2 separate regions of the Homo sapiens genome follow, and region 1 is linked to region 2. A link is a loop called in an ENCODE intact Hi-C map of the cell type or tissue named here. Cell type or tissue: IMR-90. All regions are shown on one strand. Links, peaks and the distances in the headings refer to the core of each region. The heading gives the core; the rest is flanking DNA.

Evidence for each region. A loop is a pair of places that touch in the nucleus more often than their neighbours do. Peaks named below come from ENCODE experiments on the same cell type or tissue, not always from the same donor. Only the 100,000 strongest peaks of a DNase experiment are listed, where the experiment ranks them.
Region 1: a loop joins it to region 2, with 6 times the contacts of the local background. A loop is called at or near these places in 2 of 110 quality-filtered maps.

What each region holds. Positions count from the first base shown.
Region 1 is chr4:158,012,173-158,028,602 of GRCh38, forward strand. All of the region lies in intron 1 of LOC105377509 (a long non-coding RNA gene), which reads right to left. Among named protein-coding and RNA genes, the nearest start is that of GASK1B-AS1, 150 kb to the right of the region's middle. RefSeq lists a silencer at 3,545-3,701. In IMR-90, for the core only: no CTCF peak of the experiment used is centred there; DNase peaks (open chromatin) are centred at 8,269 and 8,769; H3K27ac peaks cover 2,227 bases.
Region 2 is chr4:158,113,380-158,129,809 of GRCh38, forward strand. GASK1B (golgi associated kinase 1B) reads right to left here. Exons shown (of 5, transcript NM_001128424.2): 5 at 11,095-14,235. The coding sequence ends at 14,028. Among named protein-coding and RNA genes, the nearest start is that of GASK1B-AS1, 49 kb to the right of the region's middle. In IMR-90, for the core only: no CTCF peak of the experiment used is centred there; a DNase peak (open chromatin) is centred at 8,022; H3K27ac peaks cover 2,675 bases.

The DNA of each region.
Region 1 (16,430 bases), core at 4,549-12,548, 100 kb before region 2:
TGCTTTTAGAAAATTATTTTAATTATGATAGGAGACTTAAGTTGGTTATTTAGAGAGGACTCTGTTTGTTTACAGTTTTATGATCCTTCTCAAATGCTTTAAGAAACTGAAAGCCTGTAAAGCTTTCATGCATACTGTGAACTGCACACTTCAGTTCACAGAAGAGATTTAATTAGAATATGTTGATGATGAGCAGTCCATCTTTTTCATGTAGTATAATTTATTAGACATAAAGGTGGCATTATTTATACTGTTCAACCATACTTACATATATGCAAATATGAATTTAATTTGATTGTCTTGTTTAACCCTTGAAAAGCACTGAAGCCATCAATAGACAACCTTTAAGATGCTTCAGGGGAAGAGATACTTTTCCCAATAAATGTTATTGCCCTTCTGTCATTAGTAATTAGTATTTTAGCTTCATAGCTTGTTCTTTTGTCTAATATATTTCTGTAAATCTTTCATTCTCTAGCCAATCAATCAGAAGAAATTTTTAAGAGTTGATGGATGGTATGTGTGTGTGTGTGTTTTCACATAAATCAAAGTTGTACAGCAAGTTTGATTGTCATGCTGAGCTTGTCAAAATTAATCTAAGATTTATCATAAAGAAAAAAATGATTTTTTTCTGTTATATAGTTTGTGAGTTAACATAGAATGGTGGAGTAAGTAGCCTTTAGAATATACTTCCAATTCAATTAGTCCTAAGGTTTATATTACATTAAAGTAAAAATTCTCTGGACACAAACAAATATTAAGAATATATATAGTATTCTGAAAAATATGTTAATAAACTTCATTTTAATTTTATTAAATAGCACATTTTCTGTTACTTAATATTATTTAGAGAAGCAGGAGAATGAGAGCAATGAACACATGTCAGATGAGCAAGTAGAGAGGAAATTAAAGGACTAAAGGCATTGTTTCTGAAAATAAAAAAACCAGGCTATGGTCATACTGCCCTGAATGCGCCCAAACTCATCTGAAAACAAACAAACAAAAAAAAACAAACAAACTTTAAAACCAAATTTTAATATACGATAATAAAATTTAAAAAACAGAGAGAAAAAATCCATAATGTTCTCAATGGATGGTGAACAAAATGAAAACATGGTTTGATTTAGTTTGGTTTTTGTAAGAAAATGGAGTAAATTTTTCATCCAAACTCCAAATTCAATTTTGTTTAAATGTCTCTGATCTGTCCTTTAAAATGGGTGATTTCACTCAGTCTCTTAAAACACAAACACGCACAGAGCAGGAGCAACACCCCTACTCTGCAGTTGGGTAGTTGTTCTCCAGATTCTAAAAACAACAGCAAAAACAAGTTATATGAGGCCTGTTCATGTATATTACCTGATTTGGTCCTGCTGAATATAGAAGAGGCTATCTTTGCTTTGAACAAATGACACATTTTGTGATTCATTTTTAGAGCCTAGGAGAGGAAATAGACAGCAGTTGCTTTGAAACAGAGAAAGAAGACAGCCCACTCCTAAGAAATAAACCAAAGATCTCTAGAAAGTGCCACTGGGGTTGGGTTGACAAGGAAGTTAATGATAAGTGACAATAAAAACAACAATTAAAAACCTGAATTTATCCTAAGCATTTATTTCTTTTAAAAGACACTCTAACATCTTTTATTGTTTTAATTGAAGAGCTATATAATTTTCCTATTTAAATCTATTTTATTTCTCTTGCCTATTCACAAGCTCAAACAGAAGTCTTCTCCTTTTGCTATGTGTTTTTTTCTCCTTTACAAATTGGACTTCTTTATTACCAGCACAAAGCTTTAAAAATCCACATAGACCAGAGTGACCACTTGACTCATTTTTCAGAGATAACAACACTAAGCTCTTTTTATTTTTCTTTAGTTGCACTGGTGATTATCATAGATCACATTGCTTGATAGATACATAAGGCATGAAAATTGTTGGCCACAATGTACTAGGGAATGGTAAGGAAGATACTCTGAGTCATAACTAAACCATGGGGTTTAATATTTTGTTTCATTAATTTAACAAATATATAGTGCATGCTATTCTACTAAGTATATACAGTTCCAGGAACTGAGAATACAGTAATAGTTATTGTTTATACAGTAATGAGGAAAAACTTAAAACATATAATTAATAAATGCTATATGGGACCAGGTGCAATGGCTCATGCCTGTAATCACAGCACTTTGGGAGGCCAAAGCAGGCACATCACTCGAGGTCAGGAGTTCGAGACGAGCCTGGCCAACACGGTGAAACTCCATCACTACTAAAAAAAAAACGAAAATTAGCCAGGTGTGGTGGCATATGCCTGTAATCCCAAGTTACTTGGGAGGCTGAGGCAGAAGAATTGCTTGAACCCAGGATGAGGAGGTTGCAGTGAGCCAAGATTATGCCACTGCACTCCAGCCTGGGTGACAGAGCAAGACTGTCTCAAAAATAAAAAAATAAAAAAATAAAACTCTGCATGGTCTGTCTCATAATACCACTAGAAATAGTCCTAAATTGTGAATTAACTATTTTAATAGATTTGCTTTTAAAGCTGAAACATATGAAACTTATAAAAGACAATAAAATCACATATGTACTGTTTTTATTTATTTACATATCTAGTTCTCCTATCACTAGACTAAGTTTTAATCCCCAGTAACTACCTTTGCAAAGCATAAAATAATCAAATACATATTCATTTAATCATTGGATTTAATTATAATCCCAAAATATTAACTTAGAAAACATAAAACTGTCAAACCTCAAGTATCCTCAATGTTAAAGCTTTTATTTTACTTTGAATTTCTTAAAACAGGTTCAACTTTCCCAATGCCACTTGGTTAGCAATTGGCAGAAATAAATAGAAATTTGGCTCTGCTCAGAACACATCCTTTTCATTGAAACTTTTTTTTCTATCAAGGCTTTTAGTTGAATTTTTTTCAAAGTGCCACAAATATAAAAGAGAATTAGCACTATATTTTAAATATAAAGCAATACAAATAAATAAAATTGGGTTGACTATTGATTAAACAACATTTCCAGTACCTTCTAAAACTTATTTTCTTGTGACATAACTTTTCTTCTGAAAGATTAATGCTAGCTAGAGATAGCTAGTTGTTTGCCAAACACTAGGTCGAGTTGGGTATTTCTGTGTACCGAAGGGTAGAGTTGCTCTGGAAACTGGCTTCTCTCACAGCCTTGCATGAAATTAGGGTCAGATGATTGGGTTCTGGCCAAGAGAATGTGAATGAAAGTGACATGAACTAGGACTTTTCAAACTTTCGTTTTCATAAAGACCACCTGAGAAACTAGTTAAACCATCTATTCCTGAACTCTACCAACAGTTTCTAATTCAGTAGGGCTGGAAAAAGGCTGGTTTGTGGGTAATGCTGATGCTATCTGCCCATGACTCACACACTGATATACATGACTACTACTTTGCCCATATCCAGTAAAAAAAAGAGATATTTTTAATAATATCATTATTTCTATGTTATGAACGAACAAAAAAGTAACCATCTATTTACAAGTAGATAACAACTGGTTATATTCTCTACCATCAATTTTTGTTGTGGACAATTACAAATTCCATTTATTTGTTTGTTTGTATGTTTTGGACAATTACAAATTCCATTTATTTGTTTGTCTGTTTGTTTGTGTTTGAGACAGAGTCTCACTCTTGTCACCCAGGCTGGAGTGTAGTGGCACCATCTCAGCTCACTGCAACCTCCACCTCCCAGTTACAAGTTATTCTCCTGCCTCAGCTTCCCAAGTAGTTGGGATTACAGGCACATGACACCATGCCCGGCCAATTTTTGTATTTTTATTACAGACGGGGTTTCACCATGTTGACCAGGCTGGTCTCGAATTCCTGACTTCAAGTGATCTGCCTGCCTCAGCCTCCCAAAGTGCTGGGATTACAGGCATGAGCCACTGCACCCGGCCACAAATTCGGTTTTTAATACACATATTGCAAAGGTAGAAAATCCTATTCCAACCAGGGGATAGTTATATGAAAAAAAAGTTGGCAGAAGAGTAAGAACTATGAATTTAAGACATCATTTGTTGTCTCTGTATTATTCCCAAGAAATCATAGCCAAAAGAAAGAAAAAATGATGCAAAGTGAAAAAAACACTAGCACATATTTTATCCTTAGAAGATCTCTACTGACCACCATGATGGTGGTAATTACTTTATGATGTAAACTACAACAATTAAGCTATTCCTAGCACACTTATTATGAGCTTCAGAAAATCACAAGGATGCAAACACAACTAAACTACATTAATGTGGACTCTCTTTTCAGCATAAAAACAAGATGTTCTACGGGTATGCCAGGAAAAGGTTTTTGGCTTAGGCAACTCCTTCCAGAAACAGTTACTCTATCCTTCAGTCCACTTTTTAGTTTACTTATAACCTTCTCACAGCTCAATAGCTTCCCTCTTCACCTTCATCTTTTCACCTCTGGCACAATGTGGAAACAGCTCATCCAATGCCTAACTCAGTCTCCATGGTTTCAACCCATTATTTCAACATCCTTATAAAAACATTCTTAGTACTCCTGGAGTAAAATTTTATTTCACAATATGTCTGCTATTTATGATCCCCCTATATCTGCTTAAGCCTGTAATCTTTCAAAGCAAGCACCTTCAGATAGCTTCCCGTTATTAACTTGAGATCAAGGATTAGTCTCCACTGTATAGTAATTATTCAAGGTGGACAATGAAGGTTTTTGTTTTTCTTGCCCTACCACAGAGCTGAGAACTCTACCCAAAAATTATGTCATCATTTTTTCCTGCATTTGTAGTAGGCATTAGCATCATTTGGTGAATGGGATGCTTGATGTAAAAAGTAGTTACAACTTGCCTAATAACACAGTCAACATTTTTAGGAAAGTTAACATTAGAATGGAAGACTCACAAACCCAATATATGTATATATTGTATATGTACATATATTGCGTATATGTATATATTGTATATGTACATATATTGTGTATATGTACTAACATATACACAATATATGTATATATTGTATATGTACATATATTGTGTATATGTACTAACATATACACAATATATGTATATATTGTATATGTACATATATTGTGTATATGTACTAACATATGTATATGTATACATATATATTCTAAGCTATTTAACCTTTAGTAATAATTATATTGTAAAAATTAAAATGGCCCCAGAACACCCAGATCTGTGTTTGCAATAAATGAAAAATTGACAAATTATTTATATTTCATTATCTCTCTCGATTATATATTCCATGTGGCAGGCACCACACATATCATTCATCAATCACAATAATACAGTGCAGCATGGTACGACGAATCTAAAAGGTGCTTGGTAAATATTAGTTAAATCAATGTTGAAAATATTAAGTAAAAATCATAAAGTATGCCTGAAGAAACCTCATTTATTCCTGGCTTTTTTTTTCTTTCACTTTTATTTTACTTCGTGTCGTGGTTAAGAGCACAGCTTCCAGAATCAGACTGCCTGGGTTATAAGTCATGGCTCCTCTATTGAGCAAGTTACTTAACTGCTTCGTTACTCAGTTTCCCCAGCTGTAAAAAAAGTATAACAATGCCACATAACTCAAATAAATTTATGAGAATTATATGAGAAAGTTCACATTGACCTCTTGGGTTAGTATTGTAATCAGTTAGTAATTGTTCACTATTATGAGACTTTTCACTTGATATTGGTAAACAGCTCTGTTTTTTAAATTTATGATAAATATACCAATCATACAGAGATATAAAGGATGGAAATTAGATCAGAGAATATCACAAAAATATGTTCATCATAAAATAAATAAAAATAATGGGTCTTTATATTTGAAATCATGTCTAGAACATTATCTAATACCCATCATTTCATTCTAATTAGGGCCTTATAGGTAAATAGAGTTTCTTGATATTCTATTGTTTTATTTCAAGACAGGAAAATAAAGATATGCCGCATTTTAAAGGTGCACAGTTGCTAATGAAGATACCTGAAATTCAGCTGTCAGCCCTCTGAACCATATATTAGATCAATTCGACAGTTTATTCAGTTAGTACCACTGGCAGAATTTCTCCATAATTCTTACCATATGTACTTTTTTCTGCATTTCACTTCCCTTTTTGCTCTTTTGCTCTCTCTCTTCAACTTTATCTACTTTTTGTTGCAATTGTTTTGGTGATTTTATTGTTATCATTGGTGGTGGTGCTGGTGATAGTGGTGGTTTTTGGAACAATTGCTTTTCCTTCCCTAGCTATCTCTTTATTTTTCTCTTTCCATGACCTAAGAAGCAAAAGTGCCCAGTAATACACAGGAGCCTTGCTTTGTTAGCAGAATTTGTCATTTGAACTATGTGACCTCTATAATCATTTGTTCTACAGATGCCTTCTTTAAAGACTCATTTCGGAACAAGAAAAGGCTTTCAGACATTCTCCAATGACTAGCAGCATTTGCCATCCATCTTTAAATGGGTAATTCCCCTGTCAAAGACCTAGTCTCCTAGATAATTATATGCAGAGAACTATTATTTATTTTCCCTGCCAATGCACTGGAATCATACCAAATAAATCATGTGCTGTGGTATTAAATGTTGGTGAAATAAATGAACATGAGGTTTTAGAGTGACATGTCTTGGGAGTCAAAAGTACCTATGAGCTAAGGCATTTATCTCACTTGTTCAGGAGCTGACATTGGGTTCAGTAATTGGAAATTCGCATCATAATATTACAAAGGACAAATATTCACCCATTTCCATTGAGATGGCTTCCTCTTTAAAAGAATTATTTAGAGAGATTTGCACTGCTCTCTTGATATTGATAGTTTATTCAGCTGTTGAACAATAACTTAGGTTTTTCCAGACCATCATTCTGCACATGTTAAAGAACTCCCAAACCACCAGGCTGGCTTAGATAAATATCAGACTCTGGATAACTTTGGTATCAAGGAATAATGTGAAAGATAATCCTCTTTTCCTAAAAAGATGGGATGGGGAGCTACTTTTGAAAATAAGGTTTAGAAATAACTATTTTACTGTGAGATATGTTTATATTATACTAATGTATGCAATAAGTAGCATACAATTTTATTTTAATCACTATATTATAATTCTATGAATCTTACATATAGAAAAAGAATAGTAATAAAATATTCTCATCTTGAAAATGAGATAGTGTATGGTGGTTTTTCACTTTTCTATATTTCCTACTATGAGTGTTAATTATTTTTATATTTAAAAAATGAAATTAAGGTTACTAAAAATATTTTAAATGTTAGGGCATAATACATAAAGTAACACTTTCTCCCTTGTATCTCTTTATTATCATTCAAGTTTTCTTGCTATTCTGTCTTAACCTGTACTGTTCCTTCAAGTAATAAACATCAAAGGATTACTGTATTAAAATTACTCGAATTAATATGCTTTATTGTAAAGTATAATTAGTGTCAAGTAATTGTATCACTAGCTCATGATGTAGCTCAAAATGTAAAACAGACACCAGGCTACCTGGAAAGCAGGGAACTCCAGCTCTGACATTACTAGCAGGGTCATCCTAGGCAAGTTACTTAACCCCTCTTTGTTTCATTTTCCTTACACATTACAGTGGGATAGTAGTAGAAACCACTTCACAGATTGTTGCAAGATTAAATGAGTTATTATGTGTAAACATTTAGAACAGAATCTCACACATATTAAGTTCTATATGTGTCGTATTATTCTAGATTTTGGTGGACTTCATATGAGCATGATAACTATATAAATAATAATCTTATATAATCATTTCCTCTGGGTGCTTCTCCAGTGCTCCTAATAAGTTTGATGCTAATCTTGTTCACTAAGTCTCAACTCCTATCACAATACCTGACACACGGTAGACACTCTCTATATATACGTGGAATGAATAAATCTATAATAACTATTACAGTCAAGATGCTGTGTCTAAAAATGAAATCTGATACATGAATATAGTCAGTCATCTGAAAATATCAAGGATACTCTCTTTTTGCTAAAACCAACAAGGAAGTATTTCAGTTGAATTATTTTTATAGGCCCTTATACTATTGTTTATCTATTTCAGTGAGAGTCTGTTATTCTTTAACAACCTTGCATTCTTTCTTGATGCAGAGCTTATGTTGAATCTTAGGACTGTGTTTTCTGAATGGGGTCAACATGTGTTTACCATCTGGCTTTACTGTGTGTTACTTTCAAAGTCCATACATTGAAATACAGTAGAAGCCTCTTTATACCACATAAAGCACTTCATGCTAAGTTCCATTGGCCTGGTCCCCTGACTATGAGTCATAGTCAGCTGGAACATTGCTTGAGAATAACTTTACAAGGCATTAAGAGAACAAAAGATTTTAATGACTGGCTCAAAATGGTCTGGAATTGTGAATGCTTTCAAGAATCCATTTATATGTTGTTTCATTAGGAGCATCTGATGATTAGGAGTATGTGAGGGGCATGTAACATTTTTTTAACTTGTTCAGACAAATTATAACAGAATATGATAGTAAGTTTCAAGCTCAAATTTGCCTGTTAATCATATTTAATCTTTCTTTGTAAACTTTATTTTCATAGCATTACTGTATTATGGAAAAGAAATAGAGTATGATATTTTAACCCTTGGATCAATCTCAGACTGTTGAGATCCTTTCAGTTCTGATTTAGTACAATTTCAGGATGTAGGAGGACATCTCAAAATATTTAAGTGGTTCTATAAGCCTGAGGCTGGAAATGAATCACAGAACCATTTTTCATCTTGTCAGTCGCCGACATCATGCTTAAGGAATTCTTACAGCAAAACAAATGCCTATTCAGAGAACGTTAGCCATTCTATTCCTTGATATTAAGTCAAAGCAGTAGTCTCTACAAAGAAGCTTTGAAAATATGCCACTTTGTAAAATGTAATATTAATCAGTATGTTCATTCCTCACAAAGATAACACTAAAATGATAGGAACGAATTTAACAACTCACACACCCTGGGCCAAAGAGGCATTAATCCAGAACTAAAAATATGTTAACATTATAAAGATATAACCTATCTGGATTTCATCTAGCGTAAAAAGAGTTGTAAATCTAAGAGGAGTGATTTTGATATATTATTGCTGATTTCTAGATACTCTGAGGAAAAGCTATAAGATTTAGAGGTAGACAAGCCCTGTTGATCACATCCAGTCCAGTTTTTCTTCAGCTTTAGCTGCACTTTAGGATTACCTGCGGAGCCTTTATAAATCTCTATGCTCAGGTCAAACCCTAACCCAATTAAATCAAACTCACTAGGAGTGGGAACCTAGATGTCAGTATTTTTTGAAAGCCCCCTAAGTTTTCCTATACAAAGTCAATCAAGGTTAAGAAGGTCAATCACGGCTCTAGTTAGAGTCTGGTGGTGTGGCCAAGAGTGTAGGAGCTATCTTTGGACATGTTGGTGAGAGGTGGGTGACTAAAGGCAGGGCTTACTATTAACATGCATTGGCACCTTCTTAAGTGCTTTACCTGTATTATCATGTTTAATCCATTCTAATGGGTAGAAACTGTTACTATCAGCACCGTTTGTACAGATGAGGAAACGAAGAGAAACATCATACAACTAAGAATGGTAGAAAGAAGATTCAATCCCAGGCATTTATTTATTTAACAATTACTTATTGTTTATATATTATACCAAATGCTGCGACTTGTTGGAGTGCCCACATGCTTCATGTAATAAACAAGGAGATGTATTCTACCAATAAACACCTAATGATCAGTATGGTTGGGCGCATTGGCTCATGCCTGTAATCCCAGCACTGTGGGAGGCCAAGGCGGGCAGATCACCCAAGGTCAGGAGTTTGAGACCAGCCTGGCCAACATAGGGAAACCCCGTCTCTACTAAAAAATACAAAAATTAGCCAGGCATGATGGCACACACCTGTAATCCCAGCCACCTGGGAGGCTGAGGCAGGAGAATCACTTGAACCCAGGAAGCAGGGCTGCAGTGAGCCGAGATCGTGCCACTGCCCTCCAGCCTAGTTGACAGAGCGAGACTTTGTATCAAAAAACAAAACAAAACAACAACAACAAAAACACCTAATTATCAGTTGCTGTTTTTACGTGTGTGTTGAAATCAAATGTAAAAAACATACTGTTAACCTCGGTAGTATTGTGGAAGAATTGATAATTCTAACATAGGTATAAAGATGACCGAATTTCTATCTCCATCAACTTATGTCTGGCTTTCAAGTGGTCAGCAAAGTAGAATCACAGCCATTATGATTCCAGCAACATTGAACCAGATCATAAATCTTAAAATTCACATATATTCAGCACCTAGATGAAACAATACTCAAGGAATAAAATTCTTAAGAAGAGAGAATGGATTTCACGGTGTAAATTACATTCTCTCCAACCCTCTGGAAATGGTGTATTGTTTAAGACTTGCCTTCTGCATGGGATTCCCAGGGATGAGGTGGCTACAAATAAAATGATCTAATTTATGTGCAGTGTAAGAAACGCATTCTTTTCATCCTACTTACTAACTCTAATTTCCTGCTTTCATAGAGAAGACATAAGAAAACCACTGAATATTTAAACTGTATTTTACACCATGGCTTTCATTAAGAGTATTTTCTGTATTTAAGAAAATCTCATAGATTGAAAAACAACAGTTTGAAGATATCAAATACCTTCTCCCTTTTATCCAGATATGAACAAACCGATTTAGACCCACATCTGAGCAAAAATGATCTTATACATAAGTGTCAGGAAATTAATAAACATGAGTTTGAAATGAACTAATTCTTTGATCCAGGGATCACCTATAAGCATTGTTTCAGGGCAATTAAAAAAAACTGAGGTCACTTTCGAAAACTTTCCTCAGCTACTGGCAAATATGCAATGGGGTATTCATTTCTTTAGCTTTATTACCATTAAAGAGAATTTATTATTAATGGCTAACAAACATATAAAAAATGTTCAACATCACTAAGCATCAGAGGAATATAAACTGAAACTGCAATGAGATATCATGTCACACCAGTCACAATGGCAATTATTAAAAAGTGAAGAAATAACAGATGTTGGCAAAGATGTGGAGAAAAAGGAAGATGTGGAGAAAAAGGAATACTTATATACTGTAAATGGGAATATAAATTAGTACAACCTCTATGGAAAACAGTAGGGGGATTTCTCAAATAGCTAAAAATAGATCTACCACTTGATCCAGCAGTCCCACTACTGGGTATCTTACTCAAAGGAAAGGAAATCATTACATCAAAAACACACCTGTACTCATACGTTTATCACGACACTATTTACAATAGCAAATCTAGTGCCAACCTCAGTGTCCATCAACAGATGATTGGATTAAAGAAAATGTGGTATATATACACAATGAAATACTATTTAGCTATAAAAATGTATGAAATCATATCTTGTGCAGCATCATGAATGGAACTGAAGGCCATTCATTATCTTAAGTGAAACAACTCAGAAACAGAAAATCAAATACCATACGTTCTCACCTATAACTGGAAGCTAAATAATGTGTACACATGGATGTAGAGTGTGGAATAATAAACACTGGAGACTCAGAAAAGGTGCTGACAAGAAATTACTTAATGGGTACAAAAAACATTATTCTGGCAATGGATACAGTAAGGGCCAAGACTTCACCACTCCTCAATATATCCACATAACAAAATTGCAGGTGTACCACTTAAATTTATACAAATAAAAAGAAAAGAATGAGTTTCTGAAATGGCTAAATGTATGTCATTAATAGTAATTCATACTTCTGTGTGAACAACAATTTGAGAATAAGCTTTTCTATGGTCTTAGGAAAGGGCACATGTGACTCCTGAGACCTGGGAAGGTTGGAGAGAAGAGCAGATATCTGGAATAGGACAATGAGAAAGTGCATGAACTCTAGGAACACTGAAGGCAAATTCAACCATTTCACAAACCTGTCTTGAAACCACTTTTATAAGGACTCAAGGGATATCTGAGAAGGAAACTAGAAAAACTGCTTTTCATTTGTTCCTTGATGATGCACATTTCCTAAGGCTAACTTACAATAAAGACTGGATTTCACAATATCAAAAGAGCATAAAGGTATTTTAACTGTAAATAACCCCTTTAGCACAGAACAAAATTTGAAAATAAGTAAATGGATATCCTTAAAAAAGATCAGAGAAGAAGAAGAGAATGAGAAAGGGAAAGACTCACATTATTATTACCATTGTCACCATCATCAATTCAGCTCAATAACCACTGAAATCAGGTGTTTCAAGAAATTTTATCACAAAATACAAGATTGCAAATAAGAACTATATGAAGAACTATATTGGTGTAAATGATACAAGCCATTGAACACACTAAAGAAGAGAATTATGCTGCAAAATATGTGAAGAATCAACCGCGTGCGTATGAAAAGCAGATCAAAATAATGAGATTTACAGAAGTAGAGAATAAACAGAAAACCACGATTATCTCCAAATGATAGATTTCTAAAATACATTAAATACACATTATGCATAATATAAAGGTAATTTCAATAAGCTTATGCTGAAGGAAGATGCTGTTGATTCTAATAACTGTACTGAATCAGTAAGTAATGCATCATCCTCTTGCTGTCACTTTCATTTATGAAATTCAAATTCATTTCTCCCAAAAGAGATAGAAGTAAGGAAGAGAAAAAGAAGTGAAAATTATAACCCTCCCAGATCAAAGAAAACAATTTCAAGCAATAAATATGAGTAGGAAAATAATGTCAGCTCTTGAAATTATATATCTCATTCTTAGGACAATAAAAGTAATCTTTCCATGTATTAAAGAAACTTTTTAAAAAATAAACTTGAGAAAGGCTAGACAAATAATCTTATCAGTTACTAGTGTTGTAAAACAAATCTCCAAGAACTTAATACTATAAAACTAAATAGTGTTATTATTTCTCATGATTTTGATCTGTTGGGAATGCATAAATAGCTTGGCTAGGCAGATGTGTCTCAGGGTCTCTCATGAAGTGACAGATTGCAGGTGAAGATGTGGACGGGGGAGAGTAGAGATGACCAACCATCCCTCTCTTCATATAGTCTCATAGCTTTTCCATGTGACCTCTTCACATTAGGACAGTTTACACTCCTCACAGCATGATGGCCTCAAGGCAGTAGTATTAGTCACATTGCAGCTCAGGACTCCAGACTGCATGTTTCAGTGATCAAGGTAGAAGCTGAGTCTCCTATTATGACCTAGCCTTGGAAATCATCCAACACCACTTTTGCCAAACTTTGATAGTCCAACAGCCCAGATACCTTCTTTGTCTCATGAGTATGGGATATAAATATTATCTTTCAATTGGAATATAAAAGATGTATTGTAAAAATATCATGTGAGATGGGAGATACGGCTATGACTATCTTTGGAAAGTGTAATCTGACACAAATATGTTACAAGTATATTTTTTGCTAGACTGTAGCAAAAAAAAAGACAATAATGTGGCAATAAAAATAAGAAAATATCTCATTTAATTTTCTCATTACCCTTTTAATTTATAGTTTCAAAAATTGGGGAAGTGGCCAAGATGGCCAACTAGATGCAGCTAGTGTGTGTGGCTCTCATGAAGAGGAACAGAAGGGGCAAGTAAATATAGCACCTTCCACCAAAACATCCAGGTACTCACATTGGTAATAATCAAGGAAACAACTCAACCCACAGAGAATGGAGAAAAGTAAGGCAGGATGACAGTTCGCCCAGGAGCCACATGAAGCCAGGGAAACCATCCTCCACTCAGGGAAGTGATGAGTGAATGTGTGACCCTGGGAATCCATGCTTCTCCTACAGATCTTTGCAACTCTCAGATCAGGAGATCCTCTCATGAGCCCACTTCACCAGGGCCTTCAGTCTGACACACACAGCTATGTGGAGTTTCGGCAGAGCAGCTGCTCAGGCACACACACAGACCCAGGAGCCTGAGATACTAGGGCTTTCCAGGCTTCCCAGCAAAAGCAGCTGCAACTCGGGCAAAGTGGGAGGTTAGACCCCTGTACATACCCCTAGGAAATGGGCTGAATCCAGGGGGCCAAGCAGCAAGAGTCTGTAGGCCCCACTTCCACAGCACCTCACAGTATAAGGCCTACTGGCTTGGAACTCCAGTCAGCAGCCAGTAGCAAAATTTCACCTCCCAGAGACAGCTCCCAAGGGGAAGGGCAGGCCACCATCTTTGCGTTTGGGCCACTTAGTCATTCCAGCCTTTGGGCTTTAAAGAGTCCAAGCCAACCAGGGACAGAAGGGATCCCCCAACACAGCTGCTCTGCAAAAATGTGGCCAGACTCTTTTTTTAAAGAAGATCCCTAATCCCATTCCTCCTCACTGGGTGGGACCTCCCAACCAGGCCCTCCAGCCAACCTCACCAGAATTCTCCAGCTGACAGAGTTTTGAAAGCTTCCTGGGATGGAGCTCCCAGAGGGAGGGGCAGGCTGGCATTTTTGCTCTTTGGGCCACTTAGCTGTACCAACCTTCAGGCTTTGAGGAGCCCTGACCAGTGGTGGAAGTGGTACCCCAGCACAGCACAGCTGCCCTGTAAAAACGTACCCAGACTACTTTTTTAAGCAGGTCCCCAAACCTATCCCTGATCACCAGATGGAGCCTCCCAGCCAGGGTCTCCAGCTACCTTTGCTGGTGTTCTCCAGCTGACAGAGGTTTCAAACTTCCCTGGGACTGAGCTCCCAGCAGGAGGGGTGGGCCAATATCTTTGCTGTTTGGGCAACTTAGCCATTCCAGCCTTCAGGCTTTGGAGTGTCCAAGGCAACTGAGGGCTGATGCAGACCCCCAGCACAGCAAAGCTGCTCTAGAAAAACATGGCCAGACTGCTTTTTAAAGTGTTTCGCCAACCTTATTTCTCCTCACTGGGTAAGACCTCCCAACCATGGTCTCCAGCCACCTCCTACAGGTGCATTCAGGCCAGCAACAGGTCTGTATCTCCCTGGGATGGAGCTCACAGAGGGAGGGGTGGGCTGCCATCTTTGCCGTGTCACAGCCTTCACTGGTGATACCTCTAGGTACTGGAAAATTCGAGGCAAATACAGACTGGAGTAGACCCCCCCAGCATATCACAGCAGCCCTACAAAAACGTGGCCAAACTGTTAAGTGGATGCCCATTCACATATCTCCGCACCAGGAAGGTTCTCCAAGCCTGGGCCTCTAGTCACCCCCTGCCAGGTCTATTAAGCCAACTCAGCAACTCCCTGGACAGAGCCTCCAGGGGCAACTGAAAGCCTCTCTGCCACTGTCTCTGCAGTGGAACTGTCCTTGCTACTCTCAGACTAATGAAGGAACGAAGACTCTAAATGCCTTATCCACACCTTCAACAAGCTGTAGTCATCCCAAGGAGAGGAGGCCAGTCCATCTTCCACAGGTTGCACACATCCCCCACTGCTCATCACAATACAGGGAACCCCAGTCTTGGGCCCACAACACAGACCCTTCTTCCTGGGCTGACTGCACTGAGCAATTGCTGACCCACATCTCTCTGAGGTGGAGCCACCAGGGGACAAGCAAAGTGGTGGAGCAGCAAGCCAGATGATATGGAACCCAGAGGGTTTGGTTCAGGAGTGTGTGTAGCAGAGCCTTACCAGAGACGGCTGTTCTTCTAGGCTCAACTTACTCCCATAAAAGACTTTAGCTCTAGGGGAACCATCAGACCTGCCCTCTGCCCAGTGGTCTTGCATGTCAAACAGGGCTGGTCCAACCTAAGCACCCCTTGGTCTGCTGACCTCTCCCAGAACCCCAGCCTGGCCATGCCTGTTTACGGAGCAGTCTCAGGTGCCTTTGGGATCCACAGCACAGCTTCTGTGCTGGCAGACAGTGCCTAAATGGTGGACAGCCTTAGCAAGGCAGTCCCTTTGGCCATGCACCAGCCCACATGTACCCTCCCCATACTGCAACTTCCCCTGAGCTGAAATGAAAGAAAAAAATTTAAAGGCAGTTGGAAAGAAAGGTCAGGTCACCTACAAAAGGAAGCCTAACATTCTAACGTGGACCTCTCAGCATAAACCCTACAAGCCAGAAGAGATTGGGGGCTAATATGCGACATTCTTAAAGAAAATAAATTCCAACCAAGAATTTCATATCTGGCCAAGCTAAGCTTTATAAGTGAAACAGATTTTTTACCACAGATCTGCCTTACAAGAGCTCCAGAAGAAAGCACTAAATATGGAAAGGAAAAATTGTTACCAGCCACTACAAAAACACACTGAAGCACACAGACCAGTGACACTATAAAGCAACCACATAAACAAGTCTGCAAAATAACCAGCTAACATCATGATGACAGGATGAAATCCACACATAGCAATACTAACCTTGAATGTAAATGGGCTAAATGTCCTAATTAAAAGGCACAGAGTGGCAAACTGGATAAAGAACCAAGACCCATGGGTCTGCTGTCTTCAAGAGA
Region 2 (16,430 bases), core at 4,498-12,497:
CCTAAAGCAATGCCTGGCATATAGTTGGCACTCAGTAAATATTTGTTACATGAAGGAGTAAATAAAGCCCTAGAGAAATCAAATTAGCAAGTGAATTCTTTAATCATCGCCAGCTGAGCACTACTTGAGCCACGAAAATCCCAAAGTGTAAATGGAATCTCACGGTTTGGGGTAACTCAGCCTGAGTTGAGCCTCTTATCCTGGTCATCCTAGTAGCTTGGTGTATAGGCAACTGTGAAAATAAATCAGTCTGTTCATTATGAAAAGAGAAAAAGAAAACAATCTAACTCTTTATATGGATTGGCTGTTTTGTGTGTGTGTGTGTGTGTGTGTGTGTGTGTGTGTGTGTCTAAATTTTTCTCAATGATGTATCCTCAGGTGATCTTCTCTCTGGTTTAGATCAGCTCTTTAGAGAAGACTATTGGTGTGACTAAAGCTAAGAAAAGTATATCTAAAGCCTGAAGCGCCTGTTTTGCATAGTGTTTCTAGAACGTTTTTAAAGCTGTTTCCCTTAGCAACGATATTTTTCTTAGAATGGTTAGTAAATTACCTTTGAATCTTAAAATATGTAATGGTCCACAATTATGTACAAAAACACTTCAGAATTAGTCCCATCCTACTTCATTCCTTGATTATTTCATGCCTATGTAACTCCTAGAACTTTCTAAATTACTTCCCATGTCTTCCTTATTCCTTTCCACAACATACACACCAATCTACTCTAACAAATATCTTCATCACATGGCTGCCTTTTTAAAGAATTTATAATAACCTCTCAATAAAACAAAATAGGAAAAAGAGCAAAACATTATTTGTTGCAAATCACTGAAATAAATAAAGAGGATGAAACTATGGGAAAGAATGCTGCATTTAGCATAAAACTGGTAAAATGACTACTACCAAAAATAGAGCCTAGGAGAAATAGCAGCTATATATAGTAGCATTTACGCCAATTGGAGGAGAACCAAAACAACTATGCATATTTCCCAGGTAATAAGCAATGTGTAGCTTTTTTGTTTTTAATTGGGTTCTAAGATACCTAAGAAGGATCTTTTATTTGGTCTTTCAAAGACTGGAGATGGGAGGAAGGGGGTGCATATTTGTGGGGGTCTAGTTCTGCAGCATGGAAAAGCACAGGAGGAGGGCTGACTTAGTGTCTCTAAAGATACTCTGTCTCATTGTTCTGAGAACAAAGCCCTAACCTAGTATCTAGAGATGCTGTCTTATTATTGCGAGAACAAAGCCCTAACCTAGTACCTAGAGATACTCTGTCTTATTATTCTGAGAACAAAGCCCTAACCTAGATATGCTGCCTGGTAGGTAGGGAGGGAAGTCAGAAGACAAGAACAAAACAGTAACTGCTGCTGAGCACAGAAAATGCATAGTATATCCCACACAAAAGTACAGAGCAATACCTGTGCTCTAGAGCAGCATTGGTCAACAGACATTCTACAGTGATGGAAATCTGTATCTTGATGCTGATATGGTAATGCAGTATTCAATGTCAATTAATTTAAATTCAATTCCAAAAACTTTAATTTCTCTGAAAACCTAGATCAAAACAAATATGAAAAATTTATAGCAAACAAATCACTGAAAGATGAAAACTGAGCTGGAAAAGCAGAAAAGAGACTTGAAGATAATAAAGTAATTGGAAGAATTAAAACTAATTAGAAGCAGTAAGAAGTAGAATAGATATTGCTGAAATAGAATGAGGTATATAAAGAAAACACTTGAGGAAATAGTACATATAATAAAGAAAAAATAAAGAAAAGGAAGCAAAGAAGGAAAATAAAATTGATTTGAAAGCAGATTCCATACACACATCATAAGTTTTTCTTAACCTGAAAATAGAACAAACAAAACCAAAAATATGTTCAAATATATATTGTAAAATCTTCCTAAAATAAAGTAAAATGTAAATATGTCGATAGCATATTTTGTTTCAGGAAAATACAATACAGAATGACCAACTTTAAGATGAGTCCTGAGAACGTATTCCTCAAAGAATATATGAAGGAAAAATAAATCCAAAAAAAAAAGAAAAAAAATCAAGAAAGAATTCAATGAGCCTTAAAATTGGAAAGCAAATCACCTAAAAGTTAGAGGGAAAAAAAACAGAGTTGCCTCAGAAATCTTATCACAATGTTCAATGTCAGATGACAGTGCTAGAATATGTCTACAGACTTTCAAGGGAAAAAATAAGAACTCCAGATTTTATATCAGCCAGATCATTGTTTACATACATAAACATAACAGAGTGAGATTCACAAATGAACAAAGCTCAGTGAAGATGGAACTTATGAGTAGGTATGTAAAAATTGCTTGATAATGAAGCCAGTCAAAAATGAAATGAATGAAATAAAATAAAAACATCAGGAAGGAAGAAGTTGTAATTGATGGTGGGCATGAAATCCATTCAAATATAGAACTAATGCACCTGTGACAGAGTAGGAAACAGAAGGTAAATATTAAGGATAGTAACAATGTAAGAATGATGGTAAATTTTTTAAAAGTTAATTTGTGAATGGAGGAAGTAGGGGAAAAATCTAAGAGCACAAACTTTTTAATCTGTCATAGGAAGAATAATGATATACTTTCTAAAATTGATGAATAAACAAAGAAATTTCTTTAGAAATAAATTATAGATTTTCTGTTCATTGTAAGTATCAGAAGAATGATCCATTTAGATTAAGCATTAGCTAAAAGGTGAATTATAAAAGGATACTCAGTCATTTCACAGAAACCAAGAACTAGGAGGAAACTTTAAAGCAACTAACAAAGAAATCAAAAGCCACAAGATTCCTTTCACATCAGATCTTCCTTGGGTATCTGTTTCCATATTTCTTCTCTCTTTCTCTACCTACAATTAAGTTTCTCCAGCTCACATAGAAGAAATCATGGCTAAAATCACTGGAAGATTATACATTATTACTTTAGTCTTTGGTCCTGGTTTCTTTTCCTCATTTTCAGTTCTAATATTCTAAGGGACTTATAGGTTATAATGTTAAGTGAAATAAGCCAGGCACAGAAAGACAATATCACATGTTCTCACCATATGCAGGACTTAAAAGTTATTTCATGGAGGTAGAGAGTAGAATAATGATTACCAGAGCACTGGGAAGTATATGGCGGGGGTGGGGAATGGGAGGGATGAAGAGAGGTTGGCTAATGAGTACAAACATACAGTTAGATAGAAGGTGTAAGTTCTAATGTTTGATAGCAGGGTAAGGTGACTATATTTATCAATACACTTTTAATTTATTACATATTTCAAAATAGCTAGAGAGAAGATTTAAAATGTTTCCAACACAAAGGAATGATAAATGTTTCCAGCCATGCATATCTTAATAACTCTGATTTGATCATTACACATTGTGTGTATATATCAAAATATCATACATACCTCATAAATATGCACAATTATTATGTATCAATTTTTAAAAAGAAAAAATTTCACCATTATAATAAAATAAAATTCTGAGGGAAGTATTCAGATTGGCCCACTTAGGTCAGGTGTTCAATTTTGAACCAATGAATTATGACATGAAACAGAGCTGAAAAAGAAGATTGTGATTTGCCCAGCTTAAGTCATATGTACATCACAGGACCTATTCACTATGGCCTGGAATCCAGGGCAGACGTGAGATTAGGGTGGACTGGGGTGGAAGGTTCCCAAAAGTAAAAGGTTATTGGAAAAACAATAATAAGTTTAAGTTGTGCTGTCTCAGATATAATGAGAGGTGCCACGTGTAGCTTTCACCATACACTGCAGTTAACATTATTCACCAGATATTTCTAGTGTCTTTCCTTTTCCGGCTACTTTTGTCCAGTGAGTTGTGTGTGGAAGTGAAAGGCCCTTCAGAACTTTGTCCCGCTCAGGCACAGAGATGGAAGCATTCAGGCTGTTCCATCAGCCCGGGTTTCTGGGAAAAGGGAGCTTTGAGAAAGCCACGTGAAGCTCAGGAGGAAGAAATATCTTGGGCTCTGAAATAAATTGTTTAGGTGAAGAAGAAATGTTTGAGGTCATGGATATCTTAATAACCCTGATTTATTCATTACAAATACATTACATTGTATGTATGTATCAAAATATCACATGTACATCAATATGGAAAAGTATTATGCATCAATAAAAAGAAAAAAGGCTACCATTTTAATAAAATAGAATAAAATTCTACAAAGAGTAAAACTCTCCTGCCAATCTGTGATGGACATGTGCTATGAGAAATCTCCCTTTGTGTTTTAAGCCACTGAGATTTAATGGCATTTTGTTACCATAGCTTTACTTAACCTACCCTGACTGACACTGTGACTGCACTGCTCCATGGTGGCTGACTATATCATGGCTAAAACAATTCCACTCTAGTGCATTTTGCTATTCTTTCTCCTCTATTGCTGGTAGGGAAAAACCTACTTTCCATTTCTTTGTTCCTCTTTCAGAGGAGGCTCCCACAAGGTTCCTGAGGGGAATCAGCTTCTTTACAGTCCAGGTTATCTTCTTAAAGAATACAGATACTGAGTCCTGGGACACAGGATGGAAAACACAGATTTGCAAGCACTCTTATCTGCAACAACAACCCATTTTAAAATTTTCACCCTGATACTTAATTTATTATATGCTCCCAGATTTATTCTTCACCTCTACATTTTATTTCAGAGCTCAAGATGCTTCTTCCTTCTGACTCTCATGTGGCTTTGCTCAAGCATCCTTTGTTCCAAACCATCAGACCTCCTAGGGCTATTACCAATGTCATACAATGTGGCCATAAATTACAATACAAGGAATTTGACAGAGAAAATCTTCATAAATGAAATGTGAGAAAACCAAAAAATGGTGAAAGTGTTACCCTTTATAAAGGACTATCAATGGGCTAAAGCAGTGGTTCTCAACTGGGAAATGATTGTGCCTCCCAGAGACATTGTGCAATGTCTAGAGAATTCTTTGCTGTCACACCTATAGGGGCTGCTACTGGCATCTAATGGGTAGAGTCCAGGGATGCTACTGAACATCTTGCAATCCACAGGTCAGCTACCCGTGACAAAGAATTATCTGACTCAAAAGGTCCCCAGTTCTGGGATTTAGAAAACCCAGGCTAGCCAGAACTTCCAACACTATGTTGAATAGGAGTGGTGAGAGAGGGCATCCCTGTCTTGTACCAGTTTTCAAAGGGAATGCTTCCAGTTTTTGCCCATTCAGTATGATATTGGCTGTGGGTTTGTCACAGATAGCTCTTATTATTTTGAGATACGTCCCATCAATACCTAATTTATTGAGAGTTTTTAGCATGAAGGGTTGTTGAATTTTGTCAAAGGCCTTTTCTGCATCTATGGAGATAATCATGTGGTTTTTGTCATTGATTCTGTTTATATGCTGGATTACGTTGATTGATTTGCATATGTTGAACCAGGCTTGCATCCCAGGGATTAAGCCCACTTGATCATGGTGGATAAGTTTTTTGATGTGCTGCTGGATTTGGTTTGCCAGTATTTTATTGAGGATTTTTGCATCGATGTTCATCAGGGATATTGGTCTAAAATTCTCTTTTATGTGTGTGTGTGTCTCTGCCAGGCTTTGGTATCAGGATGATGCTGACCTCATAAAATGAGTTAGGGAGGATTCCCTCTTTTTCTATTGATTGAAATAGTATCAGAAGGAATGGTACCAGCTCCTCTTTGTACCTCTGGTAGAATTCGGCTGTGAATCCATCTGGTCCTGGACTTTTTTTGGTTGGTAAGCTATTAATTATTGCCTCAATTTCAGAGCCTGTTATTGGTCTATTCAGAGATTCAACTTCTTCCTGGTTTAGTCTTGGGGGGGTGTATGTGTCGAGGAATTTATCCATTTCTTCTAGATTTTCTAGTTTATTTGCGTAGAGGTGTTTATAGTATTCTCTGATGGTAGTTTGTATTTCTGTGGGATCGGTGGTGATATCCCCTTTATCATTTTTATTGCATCTATTTGATTCTTCTCTCTTTTCTTCTTTATTAGTCTTGCTAGCGGTCTATCAATTTATGCAGCCAAAAGACACATGAAAAAATGCTCATCATCACTGGCCATCAGAGAAACGCAAATCAAAACCACAATGAGATACCATCTCACAGCAGTTAGAATGGCGATCATTAAAAAGTCAGGAAACAACAGGTGCTGGAGAGGATGTGGAGAAATAGGAACATTTTTACACTGTTGGTGGTACTGTAAACTAGTTCAACCCTTGTGGAAGTCAGTATGGCGATTCCTCAGGGATCTAGAAGTAGAAATACCATTTGACCCAGCCATCCCATTACTGGGTATATACTGAAAGGATTATAAATCATGCTGCTATAAAGACACATGCACACGTATGTTTATTGCAGCACTATTCACAATAGCAAAGACTTGGAACCAAGTCAAATGTCCAACAATGATAGACTGGATTAAGAAAATGTGGCAATATATACCATGGAATACTATGCAGCCATAAAAAATGATGAGTTCACGTCCTTTGTAGGGACATGGATGAAGCTGGAAACCATCATTCTCAGCAAACTATCGCAAGGTCAAAAAACCAAACACCACATGTTCTCACTCATAGGTGGGAATTGAACAATGAGAACACATGGACACAGGAAGGGGAACATCACACACTGGGGCCTGTTGTGGGGCAGGGGGAGTGGGGAGGGATGGCATTTGGAGATATACCTAATGCTAAATGACGAGTTACTGGGTGCAGCACAACAACATGGCGCATGTATACATATGTAACTAACCTGCACGTTGTGCACATGTACCCTAAAACTTAAAGTATAATAAAATAAATAAAAAGAAAACCCAGGCTAAAGTCAGGTTTTAATTAGAAATTTGTCCTTAATTAGGAATTTGCTTCTCTGGATGCTGCCACATCCCTCCTCTCTAAACATAACATATTCTTTCTGTCTGAGATAAAACTTTTGGTATCACAAGCAACAAAGGAATACTAACAGCAATACTCAATAAGAACAGCAAATAGCATTGCCATAATAGCCACCAAAACTCCTGGGAAAGTCATAACTGTCATTTGTTACCTGATTAAAAGAGAAGAAAATTGACTCCCTCCTAGGAGGAGCTACAGATTATTTGCTCATTCTCTTTCAAAAGAACTGAATCTTGCAAGTTTAATAATAATGTATTCTCAGAAAGTTAGAGGGAATATCTGGATCATAGTTGTTTCTTTTTTCTTTTCTTTCCTTTTTATTATACTTTAAGTTGTGGGATACATGTGCAGAACGTGCAGGTTTGTTATACACGTGCCATGGGTTTGCTGCACCCATCAACCCGTCATCTACATTAGGTATTTCTCCTAATGCTATCCCTCCCCTAGCCCCAACCCCTCCACAGGCCCTGGTGTGTGATGTTCCCCTCCCTGTGTCCATGTGTTCTCATTGTTCAACTCCCACTTATGAGTGAGAACATGTGGTGTTTGGTTTTCTGTTCTTGTGTTAGTTTGCTGAGAATGATGGGGTTTTTTAATACTCTTGAGAGCCTGAAATGAGTGTACAGAACAAAATATCTTGTTCTTCTAAACAGAAGCAGAGCCAATAACATAGGGTACTTTATAAACCAAATAGCGTCTGGTGTCCTGAAGCTAAAGAAACTGTCGGCACTTCTTGCAGAATCGCAGCTGTTTCAGTCTTATTCAGTGACTTGTCCCACTCTCTGCAGTCCAGTTTGCCTTTCGAAATATAGCACAGCTGGCTATTCTGCAGCAATGATTAAAGCCACTGACAAGAGTTTTTTTTTTATTTGTTAGCTCTTTGTCTCAAAAGCTTTAGAAATCTTGACAAGTACTCTTACAAAATACAGATAACTTTCTTAAAAGAAGACACAGATTTCTTAATATACACATGACTGTGCATATTTTTATCAACAAACTAAATACACTTTGGAGTCATGAGGATAAAATGGTACCTTTCTAAGATGAAAAAAAATGTTGAACAAATTTAACCACATGCAATGCCGTTTTAAGAAAGGAATCCTGTGACTTCATTGGCTTACCATGTGCATTTTTAGGTTGCAAAACAGTCTGCCAGCAACCCTTCTTAGTCAGACCTTTCTTACAGCAAAGCCCTATCCCGGAGGACTACAGAGCTTAAAAATCGGTGAAGATGTCATATTTTGACATAAGACAGCTGTGTGTAAATTGGAAGTGGGGCAAAAGATGACAGGAGCATAGACACTTCAAACTCCTCTAACAGGCCAAAATAACAGTAAGAAATGGTTACAGTTCTTTGCATAAATGTCAAGGAAATAATTCCTTTAGGAAAAATTCATTCATTTGTTTAGGAAATTGTTTAATAAAAAGCAGGAGCATTATGGTGATGCCCAGAAAACCACTGGCAGTAAATCATTCAACATTGACTATATTTCTCCCATACTCCAAAACACAATTTTTTTATTATACTTTAAGTTCTGGGATACATGTGCAGAACGTGCAGGTTTGTTACATAGGTATACACGTGCCATGGTGGTTTGCTGCACCCATCAACCCGTCATCTACATTAGGTATTTCTCCTAATGCTATCCCTCCCCTAGCTCCAGACCACCCCCCAACAGACCACCCCCCAACAGACCCCGGTGTGTGATGTTCCCCTCCCTGTGTCCATGTGTTCTCATTGTTCAACTCCCACTTATGAGTGAGAACATGCAGTGTTTGGTTTTTTGTTTCTGTGCAAAACACAATTTTAAAAGGGACTATCTGAGATCTTTTGTATTTCACAGCAAATAAAACAGGTAACTGGTAATTTTTAATAAATTAAAGGTTGAAGTGAAAATAAACTCGAAGGTTTGTTTCTGTAGTTGATTAAGTAAATGGTAGTGAATTTGGAATTGATGGTATGGGCTGAAAATGTTTAAGAATTGGTAAAGTAAACTGTCTCTCAACTTTCATTGGTTGAATAAAGTATCTCATTAAATATTCTTTACCAAAACCTAAGTTTTCACCTTTGCATAAAAACAAGGCTTTTAAAATATATTAGGTGAAGATCTTCTGAATGCAAATAATATAATTTCCCATCTTCTTAAATACACTGGAAAGCAAGCTTTCTTAAGCTGGGAGACCACAGACCTGGGAGGGAAGAGCTCCATAAATGGGTATCTGCAGATCTGAGAGCCCCATGAAACTATATACAGAACTGTATGGACAGCTGAACTTTTAATCAGCTTCTCAAAGAGATCCAGATCTCATAAAAGGCTAAATACCACTGGTACAACACAGAACATAAATTAATGCATTTCTGATAAATCAGTATATTCATTAGGTTGCAAAACAGTGTTAATCTATTATTGTAACACGACACTGGAACATGATGATGTCTGCAGAACATATTGAGGTGATTAGATCATTTAGCCACAATGTGACTCTGAACTATCATTTCAAGCAGCAATCATTGACAATAAACTATAGATAGGCAAACTCTTACTGTGAGTACCAAATCCCCTCTCTAGTCTAATAAGAGTTCATTTCTGGACACTTCTCAAAAGAATTGTTTTCCTACGTTTTTGCTACTGAAGATATAACTTAAAGCCCAATTACAGGTCTTGATTGATGGTTAACATGTTAAAAATTTACTTATTAATTCATGTATCTGCATTGTTTAACAGAGCATAACACATAGTAAATTCTCGATCAACTGTGCAATGTAATCATCAAAAGTTTCATAATATAAGTAGCTTTCTTGTTTATTCTGCTCTCCAAATGTTCATAAAACAGTGCCCTAAAATTATTACTACATATGAATATGCCTGTAAAACCTTCAAGGTTTATAAAGTTGAGATTTCTTATTTTATCTTGGTAGATAATAAATCTCTGAGAATATCTTGGCTTTCCAACTTTCTAAGTCAATTTCAACATTGAAGATTCTAGGTCAACAGTTTGTATAGACTGGGGCAAGTCACTTTGCCTCACTAAGCCTCAGTTTCTCCATCGGGAGGATGAAGTTGTTGGACAAGATGCTGACTTCATGGTCCCATTTTATTATAAAATTGTGTTAGCCAAGTGCTGTGGCTCATGCCTGTAATTCCAGCACTTTGGGAGGCCAAGGCAGGCAGATCACCTGAGGTCAGGAGTACCAGACCAGCCTGGCCAACATGGTGAAACCCCATCTCTGCTAAAAATACAAAAACTAGCAGGGTATGGTGGCAGGCGCCTATAATCCCAGCTACTCAGGAGGCTGAGGCAGGAAAATCCCTTGAACCCAGAAGGCAGAGGCTGCAATGAGCTGAGATCTTGCCATGCACTCCAGCCTGGGTGACAGAGCAAGACTTCGTCTCAAAAAAAAAAAAAATTGTATAAGTTGTATTTTGAAAGTTTATTAAAGTAAAATTTTCCAAAATGTAAAATCATGACTCTCAAGGAAATAAAATTATATGGCTCTGTGGTCAAATGTTTATTAAAGCAAAATTTTCAAAAGATAAAAAACTGATTCGTATGAAAATGTTAAATGAATATAAAGATTTTATTCAAATAATCAATTAATGATGGAACCGGTGAGATGGTAAAAACCATTTAAAAGAGTATTTCAAAAGCTAAATGTTTATAGGCAATATTAGGATAAGATTGTTGGACTAGATTTAAAACTGGTTAATGCCCAATTATTAAGGTTATCTCTTCCACCAGAAGGAAATTATTTGTATCTCTATGGAACAAAAGTCTACAAGTCTCTCCCCTCCTGCATTGTTAAGTAGCCTATGTAATAGAAAATTAATCCCAGCATTGCACTGAAAAAACACACAAAACTCTCTTCTGGCTATTTCCACGTTTCATATAATTTTTCTGACAAGTCAATTCTTTCTTTTTTTCTTCCTTTTCAACATTTATTTTAGATTCAGGGGGTAAATGTGCTGGGTTCTTGCCTGGGCATACTGCGTGATGCTGAGGTTTGGGATATGAATGATCCTATCACCTAGGTGCTGAGCATAATACCCAAGAGTTAGTTTTTCAACACTTGTCCCCCTCTAGTAGTCCCAAGTGTCAATTTTTATCATCTTTATCTGACAAGTCAATTCTAGTTATCTTTCATGCATGAAAGTTCTTGATTATTGTTTATGATACTTAATTTTTTAAAAAAGGTCTTTATCATCTTTATTTGACCCATGTTCAATTTCCATATAATTTTCAGATGAATGCTCTAAATGTGTGCTTGTTCTGTGCTGACATAAACATAAGAATTTCATAAGACAGTGTGTAAATAAATCTACTTCTAGGTATTTTATTCGTTATGTATAAGGTAAAGTATATTTAATGGCACAGTAGAATAAACAGGCTATGATTACAAGTCCAAAGATTACAAATATAATGATGATATCAAATATATGCACACACAAACACAATCCAACAAAATTCTTGACTCTCTTTCTTTTTTCACCGCTAAAGGTAGCAAACATTCCTCTGTACCTAGCTCTGAAAACACATCTACAAAAGCAAATGAACTCATCTGCAAAATAAAAAGCACATATCTTTAATTTCTAATGTTTTATTATAGATTTTTAAGATACATATTTATTTTTATATTATTAGCTTAAAGAAAGTAAGTCACACAAGAATAAGCTTTTGCATGTCTGCTAAGGTAAATTATTATATTATAAGTTTGTTATGAAGTTATAAATAAAACACATATTGTGCTTATGTGAATAAAACCACAGCATAATCGGAGTGCATTTGAAATGCACAGAGTATTCTCATTGTTTCAATAAGACAAAAGAAGAACATTACCTATTAGAATTAAAAGCCTGGCCTTCGGCTATCCATTAGTCAAAAATAATTCATCATGAATTACTCATTGATTACAAAACAAAATTGTTAAAAAGCAAAGGTGACTAAAATAAACATGTTCCTGGGACTTTCATTTAATAAGCATTTTGGAATAACTGGAGGCAAATAAACAAAGTTAAACCCTCACGTGGGAAGACCAGGCTGCCCAACAGCATTGTAGCTTGAGACTCAAAGTTAAAGCCAGCTTCTAAAAAGCCTGTTAGTCCTACCATCAATATGATAAATTTGGATAAAGATGGTAAAAAAAAAAAAATGTTTTAAGCAGTAAAAATGCAAATATGCCACCTTGGTAAGACAGGATGTCAGGCAACTTGCCAAAAGAGTTATTTCAAGTCAGTGGCTCAAAGTAGGATTCCAGTCTCCAAACTTTTGTTAGGCTAATTTTCATTAAGAGGATGATTTATAAGAGAAGAAAAGGATCTTAAAAATCCCAGAGACAGTGAGTAAAAGTGGAGACTCAAAAGAGCCAAGGAGTACTATAAATCTGTAGAAGCAGAGGGAGACACTCGGGTCAATAGAGGGAAAATTGAAGAGGAAGATAATCCAAAGCTCAACTGTCCAGGGGGCGAGCACAGCCCATAAGGGTGCTAAAAGTAGTACATGAATGTGAGCCTAGAAAAGCTACAATTAGATTTTCAAATGATCTCTCTCTCCTTGGTCCATCTTCTCTTATACTTAAAACATTATTTTGACATTTTGTTCTACAATTGTATCAATTAGATCTATAGATTTTTTTTTTCAAATCTAGCCTCTATTGTAACGTTGTTAGTAGTTCTCTTTCACACAGATATTGAGTTAACCTTGACCAGAACAAAGAAAATGTGGTGTATTTCAGCAATAACAGACGTAACCGTGAAAAGACAGGAGAGAATGTATTATAAACATTCTCAAATTGTATTTTTAAACTTTCAGGAAATGAAAAGTCACAAATAGAACTTTTAAATAAGGAGTAGGATGTGTAAGGGCAGGAAGGTAATGGTAATCTATTCTGAATTTGAAACTCCATGTGAATATCTACCATATGTGATGATCTTGGATATTGGCAAAGGACATAAAGATGCAACACATGAACCTGATTTGTCCATGTCTTCCAATCTGATTTAAAAAGTGTTAGAAGGAGTTTGGAGATGATTATTTGAGGCTTAATATTGTCCAAATTTACTGTTTTAGTTCTAGTCATGAGGAAAATTGATCAGACGCAGGTTTTAACTTATTTTGCTCATATTACTCATGTTGAAATAAGCCAGATAATATATTGAAACACACTCAATATTTGAACCAATTCTCAATATCTGGGCAGTAACCATTAAATCAAATTAAATATAAGTACATAGAACAAATTTTAAGGAATTCACTATTATTAATAAAATATACATAAATTATATTACATTGTTGGTAAAAGTAACAAAATTTTTAAAGAGACATCCATTTTAAAATGATACTCTGTAAGTACATTTTCAGATAGGTAACTTCATACTTTAGAATTATTTAATTTCTCAGCCACTAGATACAAATTGGACCAAAATAGAGAGAGTAAAACTCTTTAACATATAAATTGTCAGATGTGAATGATTTCCATAGGGACAACAAAATAAATTTCTAAAAAGGAATGGAAAATATGATTCTTGTACTTAAATGACTGATTTTTTATAGACACAATAGAAAATATACTGGTGATTTTGCAAATAAACCAGCATTTCTGTTTAAATGTATGGTCAGCTCTGATGCTCTTGCAGGCTGTAAGCCTCAGTGTTCCAATGTAGAGTTGCCTCAGGGTAGTGTAGAGACTGCTCTATGTTAACAATCAGCAACAGAAAAACGTCAAGAATTGTTCCCATTAGTATTTGGTCAGAACAGTCAAAACGGCACAAAATATGGTTTATTAATGGAGTCAGTGTCTCTGGTTTGCAGTTTTCTATTAAACAGCATGACAAATGTTTTCAAAACTTAGCTAGAATAATAACTGAAATTTCTGTTGTCAGATGTTCAGACTGACACATAGCATGATGTTAGAGAAAAATATAAACAAATATTTCTCAAGTAGTTTGTTTTTCAAAACCTTTTTAAGTATGCATACAGTGCTAAGTCCCATTATAGCTACTTGGTTAAAGTCATTTATTTTACGTATTCATCTACACTGCCTCATTGCTAAACGGGCTTGAGGTTGATGTGCTTGATTTAAAAACAAAACCAAAAATGCATAAATATATCTAACACCCTAGCCAGAAGATTCTTTTGTCATTCATTCATAGGTAATACTTTGACCCCGTGTGCATTGATATAGGTGATAAGAATTTTGGCTCTGTGTTCTATTACATCGATAAGCTTTTCAATTCCTTGTCTACCTCCTTGACTTTCCCAATACACTTTATCAAGAAACAGAGACTGAAGAAGTTTCTGCCGTAAGTGCTGGCTCTTCAAAACAGAAACTGCAGAAGCTGGAAACCTGAAAAGATAAAATGATATTTCAATCTTAGTAATTGCTTGGGAATAGTACTCCTTACCCAACTGTCCTGCCTTTCATTAATCTGTCATAAATCACACTAACAAATGGTATCTTTGAGAACCAAAACATTTTTGTTACTGCCAAGATGACACTTCTCTTAATAATAATATACTAGAAGAAAGTGTTTCCAGTGAACTGAATATTCTACACCATTCAGAACATGACAGACTTCTTACTTAAGGTCATTCCGTACACTCAAACAAAGGCATGGAATTGGAAAGGATTCTATTAGATTGGCAGAAATACTTTTCTTAGTCTTAGGCTCATTTCACCTGTGGAAACCCCTTTAATCTGTCAAGTAGAACAGTATCCTCAGATGTGTCAAGGTGGGATTTTATGCAAGAAAATATGAGAGACAAATTGATAATGACAACTTCAATAAAGTATTCTGCCTGAATAGAAGTTACACAACTGAATTTATGTGAAATAATAAAAAATGTGTGTACTAAAATGAGATAAGATTCATTCAAAAACATCAAATTAAAGAAAGAATTGTCTCTGAGTCATATTATACTCCTGGAGCTCTGAGGATTTAGGATCATTTTATTTAGCTAGAGTGTTAAGATGTTTTCAAATAAATTCAGCAAAACTCAAGTTTCAGAGAAAAGTTTTAGTTCCACAATGAAAGTCTCTCTGGAAAACCTAAGACCAATTTAGAGGGGTCTTTGCTGAATTACCTTAAAAGAATGCATTGTGCTTGCTTTTCTTCGTTTAGAAAGCCAGGAGTCCAGCATATACATTATCTGAAGGACTTAGCAAAATTTCTAGATCAAAAACATAAGTAATATTTTGCTAAATCCCCAATTTGACATTTCTCAACTTTCACTAAAATGCTGATAAAAGCACAGTAAAAATATTGTTTTAAGAGTACATTTCTAATAAACTCAGTTATACCTCAAAAACTATAGTAAGAACATATATACTTGCTTAAAGAGTACACTTTGCCAGAAATTTCAGGCCTTCTAAGCACCTCTTCCAAATTTCAATGGAGCACAATGGAGATGGCACAGAGGGTGCCCGAAAGCCAAGGATCAGGTGCTCCAGCAGTTCTGATGCTGCAGAAAGAACAAAGGCCACGGCGCCGGACTTGCTTAATGTGTGTGAGGAAGTGCGGAATGAAAGAATGTTTATAAGATGCTCTGAGTTCCCTGAAGACATTACTATATAGTTTAGGGCCTCAACTTTAGGGGCTCTAGTATTAAGTAGCATTTTTGCTTTATGAAGTGTTAATAATCCATGAATTGTCAATTCTATAGCCCTTCAACTAATTTAACTGTGGCAGAATGTATGAGATGAAATCGTTAAAACCATTAGATCTCTTTAGTGGCTAATCCTTTTCATAAAGGAAAGCAAAAATATTACCTGTCTCTGCACTACATTGATATAATAGTAGGAATATTCAGTGCATAAATTGGGGGTTAGAAAAGCCTTCATTTTTGCTTTTCAATGTGTGAATTATATTTTCAAAGAAGATTTAACTTCAAACCCATTACTCCTCATAATGCATTTAAATGTAAATCTTCTTTGAAAGAAGAAATAAAGATATTCACATTTACATGAATGTATGAAATGGATGGACTGTATTCTTCAGGCACTCCTAATTCTAAGAGGGAATTTAGGGATTCAAGAAGACCCTGCGATATCACCTTAGTAAGTGATGTCTTAGGAAAGTAAATTTTCCGATACATAAAATTTCCTTAGCTTAAAAGAGAGAACCTGCCACATAACCTGCCTTCAATCCACAAAGAGATGTGAGAAACAAGTGTCAACAGGGCAGGACCCGGCAAAAACTTATAAAATCATGTCTCATAAAACTCTCATAGCAACAGTATTGCTCTTAATGCTAAAGTACATAAAATCCACACCATGTAAGTAATAGTGTTTAGGAAGAATGATTGAAATATGCTCCAGAATATTATTAACAAGAATAATAGTAACAGAGCACACCACAGTTACTACAGAATTAGCACCACAGTTATTACAGAAAAAAAAAATACTGGACTTGGATTTGGAAGACTTGGGTTCTAACCTCAATTTGAGACTTGCTCATGAGGTTTCCAGCAGTCACCTAGCTTCACACAGCTGGTTACCTATTTTACCAAAGAACCCTCTATTTTTAGGTCTCCACCCTACCG